Regions from separate parts of the Homo sapiens genome. Here region 2 is linked to region 1. A link is an interaction called in ENCODE POLR2A ChIA-PET data of the cell type or tissue named here. Cell type or tissue: GM12878. All regions are shown on one strand. Each heading gives the region's core, and the rest is flanking DNA. Links, peaks and the distances in the headings are about the cores only.

Region 1 (5,743 bases), core at 632-4,631:
CTGGTCTGGAGCTCCTGACCTCAGGTGATCCACCAGTCTTGGCCTCCCAAAGTGCTGGGATTACAGGCGGGAGCCACTGCACCCAGCCTTGAGTGTTGTTTTTAACCTTTTTTGATTTTGACTTTTCTTTGATAGGAAAATAGTAAACATTAATGGTAGATGGTATGTGAAGACTAAAATATCCCTCAGTTGCATTTTACTTGAAGTGGAGCATGACATCTTCCTCTTGCAGTTCCCCTTGAAAAATTCTTTTATTCCTTTTGGTACTTTGTGTTTTCTTTTAGGACAGTCCTGCTTTTGTAATTCCTCCCTTTGCATGTTTGCAGATAACTTACGTGTTCTTGGTTTGAAAGATTACAAGATGTGAGATCTTGTTTTACTCATAAAGCCTGACAGGTTTTAAATGGAAATGAAACTGAATGCCACTTCTCCTATTTTCTAGATTTGAAAATATGAAATTACCAACGCAGATTAGTCTATTTAAGTATTAGATACTTTTTTACTACCTCATCAGGCATCAAGCTGTTTTGACTTTGCTCTTAGTAAGAAAACCTCTTGTGGGCAATGACCATCTCTCCTGTGCTTTCAGAGCACTTTCTTTGCATCTTTATTCTATCATTAACCAGTCTTGCCTTGTGGATTGTATGTGTATGACTTCCCACGCTTCATTGTGAGCACCTAGAACAGTGATTGAAAGAGTGTTTAAACCTAACAGTAAGGTCATTACTTGGAGTTGATTTCCAATGTGGTCCCTTTTAATTAGCTGTTTATCCATTAGCAAGTTATACTCTTGGAATTTCTTTTTTTCTCTTCTGTAAAATGGGACTAAAAGAGTATTATTCATAGAGTTGCTACATGAAAAAGTGCTAAGCTGTAAGTCCATGGTTTAGCACATGTAAAACTCTCAAAAATGTCAGTTTTCATAAAATTAAGGTTATATTTATTGTAATGCCTAACAATAGAAAGTACTTCATAAATCGTGGTTGAATTAATGAAAAATGGATAGAGAAACCTTATAGTAATATAAATATTAATTGCTACATTTAAAAATAGCTTTAATCATTTAGATTTGAGTCCAAATAAAATATTCCTGTTAGTTTCTTTTTTTTTCTTTTTTTTTTTTTTTGGAGACTGAGTATCACTCTATCACCCAGGCTAGAGTGCAGTGGTGTGATCTCAGCTCACTGCAACCTCCGCCTCCCGGGTTCAAGCTGTTCTCGTGCCTCTGCCTCCCAAGCAGCTGGGATTACAGGCGCACACCACCACGCCCAGCTAATTTTTGTGTTTTTAGTAGAGACGGGTTTCATCATGTTGGCCAGGCTGGTCTTGAACTCCTCACCTCAAATGATCCGCCCACCTCGGCCTCCCCACGTACTGGGATTACAGGCGTGAGCCACCGCGCCCTGCCTGTTAGTTTCTTTTTCAAAGTCAGTTGTTAGGCATTTTATCATCAACAAGTGAGCAACTAGGGGAGACTTTAGGTATGCTAAGCAAAAATTATTTATTTTTTCCTTATTTACTGGAATGCTTCCTTCATGCCTTTTTCCTTGTTAATTTCCTACTGATCTTAGTATGTGAGAAATCTGGTCTTTTTTAAAAAAAAAACAAAAAAAAATGGAGGCTGGGGTCTCCTTATGTTGCCCAGGCTGATGTCTAACTCCTGGGCTCAAGTGATCCTCCCGCCTTGGCCTCCCAGGCTGCTGGGATTACAGACGTGAGCTGCCATGTCCACCCTGCAATTTTTGCTTTTAGAATTAAATGTATTCTGTTTATAAAAGGCAACAAGTTAAAAAGAAGACTAGTTAATTAGAATCTACATTTATAGATTCTACTTTTATGCATACTATTGATATGATACTTTTTTTTTCTTTTTCTTTTGTGGTTTATCTATACTTAGGGTTGAAACTGTGATTTGAATGATATGGAAAGGGAGATAATTTCCAAGAGACAGAAAGATTGTACCAATATATAAGACTAACTGTCTCTGATTTGGAACTTAAACATCTTAGCTATGGGAGGGAAAGCAAATATGTTATAGCTCCAATTTCCCTTTAGTATTAGAAAACTCAGTGTTTCTAGCTAAGGGAATCTAGATTAGAAATCAAAAGACTGTAATTATGTGAGTGTCATTAGAGAAATAGGGCTGAATAAGTAGTCGTCTTCAGCTTTCTGTAATAAGCATCCTTGAGTTTAGCTCTGTTTTGTTTACTTTAAGGAAACCTTTATTGGTAGAAGTGTAATTGCCAAATTGGGAGGATGGGAAGGTGTTTGTTTTTTTTTTCTGAAAGGGGGCATGTGAATCTTTTTTGGTGGGGAGAATATAGAAGGGCAAAGATTGCTACTATTCACATGTGAAGAAAGAGAAAGGTGTTTGTGGTGCATAAAATATTGCAAGTACTAAAGTGGACTTCAAAATATGTTGGCCTGTTTTAAAACATAAAGTTTTACAGTGTTTAAGTACCTTTAAAATCATTGAAATGATAGTAGTTCTCAATACTTTATTATATTTTAAAGATAAGAATTGCTGCATGCCAAACTTAAAACCTATGTCATTTAAATAGGACATATACCAGAAAGGAATTCTTTGGGGGTGTTTACCTGGTTTTGTTGATTAAAACTAGAATACTGACTGTTACAGCCTTGAATTTTATTGAAATTTAGAATATTTGAGAAGATTCTCTGCCAAAATTTAAAGTTGAAAGTTATATTTTGATTATATGCTTGATAGCACACATGTGACTCAATTCTTCCTGTGCATCGTGTTTATTCTTAAAGTTGATAAACCTAATGTTGTATGTGCCTAATAGAAGGATTTTCATTTGTCAATTTAATTTTATTGGTTAGTAATAGATTATTCTGATTACAGATCTTTTATTATTTTTTAATTAAAACATTTTTAAATAAAAAGAGATGGGGGTCTCACTGTATTGACCAGGCATGACCAGGAACTCCTGGCCTCAAGTGATCCTCCCATCTTGGCCTCCCAAAGTGCTGGGATTACAGGGATGAACCAACAGGCCCAGTGCTATTTTATTTTATTTTTTTGAGGCAGGATCTTGTTATATTGCCCAGACTGGTTTGGAACTCCTGGGCTCAGGTGAGCCTCCCTGTGATTACAGGTGTGCCCCACTGTGCCCAGTGATTATAGATCTTTTGACAGAAGCAGCTGGTGACATCGACAGTTTATTTGATAAGCCAGTGCTGCTATTATTGTTTTGATAACCTTCTATATTATAGTCAGGGCACCTTGAAATGAGTTTTTGTGAATAATTTATTTTAGACATCTGTAAAACCAGTTTTACATTTTGATTTAGAAGTTTCATGTATTGTATTACATCTTCATCTTAGGTTTTTTTTTTTTTTTTTTTTTTTTTTAAGACAGGGTCTCACTCTGTCACCCAGGCTGGAGTACAGTGGATCTCAGCTCACTGCAGCCTCTGCCTCCTGGCCTGAAGCGATCCTCCCACGTGGCTGGGACCACAGACACGTGCCACCATTCCTGGCTTTTTTTTTTTTTTTTTGTATATGTGTGTGTGTATATATATGTGTGTGTGTGTGTGTGTGTATGTGTATATATACACTTAAAAATATATGTATGTGTACATATATACATTTATTTTTTAAGTGTGTGTGTGTGTGTGTGTGTGTGTGTGTGTGTATATCTGTACTTACCTGGCGAGACCCTATCTGTACTTAAAAAATATATACGTGTGTGTGTGTGTATATATACGTGTGTGTGTGTGTGTAGATATATATACACACACACACACGTATATATTTTTTAAGTACAGATAGGGTCTCTCCATGTAACCCAGGCTGTTTTCAAATTCCTGAGCTCAAGCAGTCCACCTGCCTCAGCCTCCCAAAGTGCTGGGATTACAGGTGTGAACCACCATGCCTGGGATGTTTTAGGTTTTTATTTAAAATCAGGTAGACGGATTATTTTTTATTTAAGAATTTAGTGGTACAAGGATTATTTTAAAATCATGCACAGCCCATTCTGTTTCATTTATTTATTTAAAACAAGTTTTTAAAGATGAGGTCTTGCTGTGTTGCCAGGGCTAGTCTGGAACTTCTGGCCTCAAGTGATCCTACTGCCTCAGCCTTCCAAGTAGCTGGGACTACAAGCCTGTGCTGCTGCACCTGGCTCATATTTTCACTTTTATTTTCACAAACTTTCTAGTATTAAGGAGAACATTGAAACTGGAGATTTAGTATGCCCTTTTCTTTTAGAAATGAGACCATTTATATGGACTTGGAGCTTGAATTATTTGTCCAGCCACTGATGCCTCTGTTCTTAGCACATATTTGTGAGATATTTATTTTATTTATTTTTTTGAGACAGAGTCTTGCTCTGTCACACAGGCTGGAGTGCAGTTGTGGGATCACAGCTCACTGCAGCCTCAATCTCCTAGGCTCAATCAGTCTTCCCACTTCAGTCTCCCAAGTAGCTGGGACCACAGGTGTGTGCCACACCATGCCCAGCTAATTTTTTATTTTATGCGGAGATGGGGTCCCACTATGTTGCCCAGGCTGGTCTCAAACTCCTGGGCTCCAGTGATCCTCCCACCTTGGCCTCTCAAAATGCTGGGATTACAGACATGACCCACTGCACCCAGTCTGTGAGATATTCAGATCAAGGAGTTCCTATCATGCCTGTGTTGCAAGATGAAGATAACTATATGGAAATCAGACTTTAATTCTTGACCTTATTACCTGTTGTTTCACCGTTATTGCTACACATTTTAACTTTACAATTTATATAATTTAGCATGAGTTAATTTAGCAACAGTCTTTGTTGCCAGTATCCTTTAACTGTCTGGACCCTTTTTGTTTGCGCCAGTCTGATGAAATTCCACACACTTGATCAGTCTCATGTTCTTTCTTGTTCCTGTATATCTCATGAGCACTACTAGACTATGTAAAGAAATTCCTGTGGAAAATAAAGTCATGTTTGCCAACCTCAAATGGGACCTCAAAGCTTTCCAGGAATCCTCCCACCAGTCTGCTCATTTTTCCTTTCTTGTACCTTCTGAAACCTCCCATCCCAGTGCTCTCTTAACTCATATAAACTTGCCACCTGGAATCATTCAGATGGCAGCTCCCTCATTTTTGACTACAAGCTGAAAAATCCACTTATATCAGCATCCATTCTTTCCTTCTCTCCTCCTGGTACAATAAAATAAATGTCCCCCAGAATTGTCCAGGGTTAATCAGTCTTCTTGGTGCCGTGGATCTTATCTATTCAGGCTGTCTCTGGGAGCTCAGCCCTAAAGTTATCTCTACTTTTTTCTTTCCAGAGTTTCTAAAACATGCTTAAAATTCTCATCTTGAAAAACAGCCAACCTGAAAATCCTTTGCTGCCACATCCCTCTTTATCTTTGACTTCAAAGTCCTTGAATTGTCTGTATTTGTTGCCACTTTTATGTCCTGCTCACTTCTTAACTCACTATACTTTGGCAGCTTTTTTCTCCTTAGTCACTGGTAACCACATTGATGCTAATTTGAATCAACAGATCTCCTTTGTACCTTGCTTTCTCTTTGGCATTTGTCATGTTGATCATTTTCTCCTTAGTCACTGGTAACCACATTGATGCTAATTTGAATCAACAGATCTCCTTTGTACCTTGCTTTCTCTTTGGCATTTGTCATGTTGATCATTTTTTCCTTCACTTTCCTTGGCTTAGTTATACCATACTCGCCCCCAACCCCACCCTCTTAGTCATTCTCAGTGTTCTTTGCA
Region 2 (5,743 bases), core at 860-4,859, 460 kb after region 1:
TGATGCTTTTTTCATGTTTAGTTTTAGTTTATGAACTTTTGGCAGGAATAACACAAAAGTAATATGCTCTTGGTGTGATTTTTAAAAACTTAATTTTTAACCTGGGTTTTTTTCTTTGTGTTTGTTATTACTAATATATATTTTATATATATATATATATTTTTGGGGGTAGACATCCTTCTTTCATGTGCTTTTCCATTTATCAAATAATTCCTAAGTATTTTCTCTTCAAGGAAGTATAGGGGATACAAAGACAAAACATGTTTGTGCCAGCAAAGACCTAATATTAAGGGAAGGTAGCATAAACAAAAACAGTTCCTTCTTTCTCCTGTAGTGACCCTTTGTGATTTGTAAAGTATATATCTTAATAAGATCCTCAGGGGTCTCCAAGTTTTCAAATGCCATATTCTCATCTGTTACCTCACCCCTCCCTCATTAAATGCTGTGAAGTATGACTGAAATTGTTATGGACTCTTTCAGAAGCTTAGTTATTAATAAATACAGAGCTAAAAATCAACAGTAAGATGCCTGTAATGAATTCTGCCACTAAGAGAAAATGAATACAATCTCTTTCTTCACTTCTGAAATAAGATTAGCTGTGATCTTATAGGTGTCTATAAACTCAAGGTGATGGTGGTGGTTGCAGACCATGACCTGAGCCACTACAGAACTGGAAGTTCCACTTCTTTACCTCAAATTTCTGTATTCTTGTATTTCTATATTTTGCTTTTTTTCTAAATGACAGATAATGTATAATTGATAGATAGAATATGTGTAGAATAAGTGCCACATTAACATGGAAACTATAGAAATGTCTGCATTTTACTTGGTTTATTTTACCCTCATTTTGTTGGAGAGAAAAAGATACACATTGGTTTCTTCCTATTTTTCCCAGCTATTGACCTGAAAAGTGGTTCTGGAAAAGTGTACCAAGGCCCTGCAAAAGGTGCTGCTGATACAACAATCATACTTTCAGATGAAGATTTCATGGAGGTGGTCCTGGGCAAGCTTGACCCTCAGAAGGTAATGTTCTCAAATGTTCATTTATTCATTGTTTTATTGTTTCCTCTTTTGACAATTGCAGTTTTTAAGCTGATGCCCAAATTCTGATTTATAAGCCAGGTTTCTTACAACTCTGAAGATGACACAGTTGCTACTGATACTCTGGTTGACAGGTCATATATTTCTTTTTTAATGGAGTTTCACCTGACACTTTTTAAGACTGAACCCACATCTAGATTTTTTAATATATTCTGTTATGTGTTCAAAGGTGAAAAACCATATGACATTAGTAGGTACTACATAAAATTAGACATTCCCAATAAATAAGATTAAGAAATCATTGAATATTGGAACTAGAAGGATATTTTAACCTAATAGCCCATGTCTTACTTAGGGTGAATCTTAGAGGCATTTCAGTGGAAAATCATGATTAACAGAAGAGTGCCTTCTGTGACGATTATTTAGTTAATATTATTATGAAACTTTTGACCAATCCACAAATATACAAAATTAAAGTAATTGATGTGGCAATTAGAATGGAGGAGAAAAATTTGTTATTTTCAATTTGTGATTATGTAGCTAGAAATTCCAAGGGAACTAACTTATTGATTCTTAGAATGAAGGAGTTCAAACAAATGGCTGAGTGCAGTTATTTAAAAATAGCTTTCACATAGGAGTAATTTGAATAAATGAGGAAATATATGATTTTCCTGTATAGAAAGACTAAAAGGAATTGTAAAGTAGTATAGTAGGTAAAAAGTAGTCTTTGGCATCAGATAAAATCTAAATTTGAATCTTGCCCCTGTCACTTCATCCAAAAACCTTAATTTTCTCATTTGTAAAATGAGTTTAATAATTTTAATGTTTACAAGGCTTATTATAAGAACTAAACCCAATAATATGTATGAAGAGCTTAGTACAGTGCTTGGCAATGCAGTGAACCCTCTGTTAATTTCTTTCCAGGAATTTATTTAGTACCTATTCAGGTTGTAGGTATTGGCTGAATTAAGACAAAACCCTACTGTATGGAGCTTCTTTTAGTGTACTAATGCAAAAGAAATAAAATCTCAAGTTAGAGAAGAGTAAGCCTGAGTATAGTGTTAGAGCAATGACTGGCAAACTTTTTCTGTAAAGGGTTACACAGTAAATATTTTAGGCTTTGTGGGCAAGATGGTCTCTGTTGCAGCTCTTCAGCTTTGCCATTGTAGCCTTAAAGTAGCCATAGAGAATATGTAAACAATGGAGTGTGACTGTGTTCCAATAAAACTTTATTTACAGAAACACACAGCCACTAGATCTGGTTCTCCAGCTGTTGTTTGCCAACCCTTGAGTTAGAATGTGACAGGACAGGGGAACTATTTTAAATAGGTTGTTTAAAATACCTTCTGGGGTTTTCTAAGGTACCTGAAATGCCTGACAGAGATTTGAACAGAGTATCAGAATGAGTCATCAGACTAAGGAAACAACTAATACAAAGGCCTGCCGTGCGAGGAACTTGGCTCCACTTAGTCTTCTCTGAGCTCCACAGTGAGAGAACCATCCCTCTACTTGACCACTCTGATGGGAAACTTTCTGGCATGTCAAACTTACTGTGACCAAAATAGAACTTGTGATTTATTTTTCTCCCCCAGTCTCTTCCTTCTTAATTAGTGGCACCATCATCTATTTACCCAAATTAATAAGCCCAGAAATGTAAAAATTATCTTAGATTCCTTCTGCCCTTCTGTATCCTTTCCTTCCTTACTTCTGTCTGATCTTTCTCCAAAATATATCTTGAATTCATCTTCTCTTCCTCTCTAGGGATATCACTGTGATCCTAGCCTCTGTCATCTCTCACCTGTCTTACTTCTTCCAGTCTTGTCTCTCCCATTCAGTCTGTTGTTCTCCACCCAGGAGCCAGAGTAATCCTTTAAAAATGTAAATCAGATTAGATTATTTATGTATGTTAGTCATTTCTACTACTTTCATTAATTACTGGTTCATATTTATCATCCCATTTGATAAAAAATCTCCAGCATTTCCTTTTGCACGTGTATAAAATCCAAGTTAGCTGTTACCATGTCGTGTATGATGTTTCTTTCCCTTGCTCCTTTTTCAGGCTTCATCCCATGCCACTTGCCCCATCACCTGTAATGCTAATTCTAGTTATTTTGTTGTTATTTTGTCCTTCCTTTCAGTTCCTTCCCATCAGCTTTTACTCCTTCAATGTCTATGCATTTGCCTTTTCTGGAATTTCTCCTCCTAGCTGTTTGCATGGCTGGCTTCATTTCATCCAAAGTAGTTTCTTCCTGTTATATTCTGATAACATCCTGTTTTCTCCTTCATTGTATTTATAACAGGCTTTAATTATTTGTTTACATTTTACTTTTTGACTCCCCTAGTTTAATGTTAGCTCTGTGAGAACAGGGACAGATATTCAGCCTAGCCTAGAATATTGCCTAGTATACTGTAGACATTCATACTCAGGTAGATTAAAGCAAATATAGAAGGAATGAAAGTTCAATGTCAGAAGTTTAGGCTGTATAGAAATTAGAAACTTCTGCATGTCAGACTCTATAGTATATTTCCATAAATCGAGGGAAAAAAATAAAATGATGATACAGAGTATCATTCTAAAAATTCTGGAAAGCACTACAACCTCAATAGAAAAAGTGGACAAAAGTCCATCAATGATAGACTGCATTAAGAAAATGTGGCACATACACACCATAGAATACTATGCAGCCATAGAAATGGATGAGTTCATGTCCTTTGTAGGGACATGGATGAAGCTGGAAACCATCATTCTCAGCAAACTATTGCAAGGACAAAAAACCAAACACCGCATGTTCTCACATGTGGGAATTGAACAATGAGAACACCTGGACAGAGGGTGGGGAACATCACACACGGGGACCTGTCATGGGGTTGGGGGAGGGGGGGAGGGATAGCATTAGGAGATATACCTAATGCTAAATGACGAGTTAACGGGTGCAGCACACCAACATGGCACATGTATACATATGTAACAAACCTGCGCATTGTGCACATGTACCCTAGAACTTAAAGTATAATAATAATAATAAAAAAGAAGAAGTGGACAAAAGGTATGGAACAATAATTAATGAAATAAATAGAAATGACTAACATACAAAAGAAAAAAATTTTTCCCAGTATCCAAAAATACAAATTAAAGCATGTTATTTTTGCCTCATATTTTCAAAGTGTAAGAAAATAGTATTTTTAAGGTTGGGATAAGATAATTTACACACAACTGGAGGGAATATAAAATTGGTATAGGCCAGGGACAATGTCTCGTGCCTGTAGTTCCAGCACTTTGGGAGGCCAAGGCAGGAGGATTGCTTGAGTCCAGGAGTTTGAGCCTGGGTGAGACAGTGAGACCCTGTCTCTACCAAAAAAAAAAAAAAAAAAAAATTAGCCTGGTGTGGTGGCACACACCTGTAGTCCCAGCTACTTGAGAGGCTGAGTTGGGAGGATCACTTGAGCCCAGGAGGCTTAGGCTGCAGTGAGTGTGATCATGCAGCTGTAGCCTGGGTGACAGAGCAAGACCCTGTGTCAATCAATCAGTAGTTGGTATAGCCTTTCTGGAAAGCACAGTGCTTCCAGACCTTCTTCCTTTATGGCAGTTTATAGTCTTACTACTTTTTGCATGGCACTCCTAGGCCAAACCATATACCTAACAGTTTCATTTATGAAGTAGTTCAAAACAATTAGTTTTTTGTGTTCAACCAGTATGACTGTATTTCCCTCCCAAATTAACAGTATTGGGAAAGTGTCCCTGAGAGAGTTTGCTGTGATGTCCGGTGCATGGCAGTGCAGAGTTTGGAAACTGGCAATATGGACGTATGGTTAAGGGCTTTAAGAAATAAGAAAATAGATAGGAGGAAAGATTTATGTACAAAATTCTTCTGCTCAAAAATGTCCAAAATTGATATTTTTACTTCTAGTAATTAGGTGTTCTTGTTTTAGGTTGTAAATCTCTTTCAGAGTTTAGTACATAGCAGGCTGGCCTAAGTACTGACTCCTTCCCTGCATGAGTTGCAGACCATCGTTTTGTTTGTTTGTTTTTTGTAACTGCATAGTGAAAGAAATCTTAGTTTTGAAATTCTGGTCTCCTGTTTGAATGCATTTGATTGTGACTGAATGAGCTCTCTCTGACTATTTCTGGAATAAAAAGTTGTTGCCTTTTCTCCAGTTCACGAGGGTTTGCTTCTGAGACTAAGTGCTGCTCGTTAACAAGTATTGTTAACAAGCATTGCTGAGCAAAGAACACCTGAGTTTAAGCCCTGGCCCTACTTCTTGCTGGCTCTGTAGACTTGAGCAGGTTATTTAATAAGCTCTCTGAAATTCAGTTTCTCATCTGTCAACTGGGGTAAGAACTGCTGATGTGCCCACTTCAAATTGACAGCTGTAATTCTTAAATGAGATTATATTTGTGGAGCTGCTTTGTAATGCTCAGTGTATGTAGGTATCACTATTTTTTCCATTTAGCTAGAAATCTAGAGGCTTTTTCACTTCATATTTTATGTAAGCTATAAAAACTATGATTGATTATTTTTATTTTACTGATAGGGAATTTACACTGAAGGAGAACTTAAGGAACTTGCACCAGTTTCTGTATCAGGTTAGATACAAAACTGCTACAGGAACCCTTCGTTTTTAACACACCAGCTTTTGCTTGGTAATGATGAATTAATACTCTCTTATCACATGTCAAACTACTAAGCTAAGCACTCTACAC

Evidence for each region. ChIA-PET counts read pairs that join two places held together with the same protein. Peaks named below come from ENCODE experiments on the same cell type or tissue, not always from the same donor. Only the 100,000 strongest peaks of a DNase experiment are listed, where the experiment ranks them.
Region 2: POLR2A ChIA-PET joins it to region 1 with 7 read pairs; 4 of 35 experiments call an interaction of 5 or more read pairs at or near these places.

The regions. Positions count from the first base shown.
Region 1 is chr5:119,074,131-119,079,873 of GRCh38, forward strand. All of the region lies in intron 1 of DMXL1 (Dmx like 1), which reads left to right. Among named protein-coding and RNA genes, the nearest start is that of DMXL1, 5.9 kb to the left of the region's middle. RefSeq lists an enhancer at 4,063-4,232. In GM12878, for the core only: no CTCF peak of the experiment used is centred there; no DNase peak of the experiment used is centred there; H3K4me3 peaks cover 3,026 bases; H3K27ac peaks cover 3,110 bases.
Region 2 is chr5:119,535,528-119,541,270 of GRCh38, forward strand. It overlaps HSD17B4 (hydroxysteroid 17-beta dehydrogenase 4), which reads left to right. Exons shown (of 24, transcript NM_000414.4): 23 at 896-1,023. Among named protein-coding and RNA genes, the nearest start is that of HSD17B4, 86 kb to the left of the region's middle. RefSeq lists an enhancer at 2,600-2,679. In GM12878, for the core only: no CTCF peak of the experiment used is centred there; a DNase peak (open chromatin) is centred at 2,454; H3K27ac peaks cover 1,085 bases.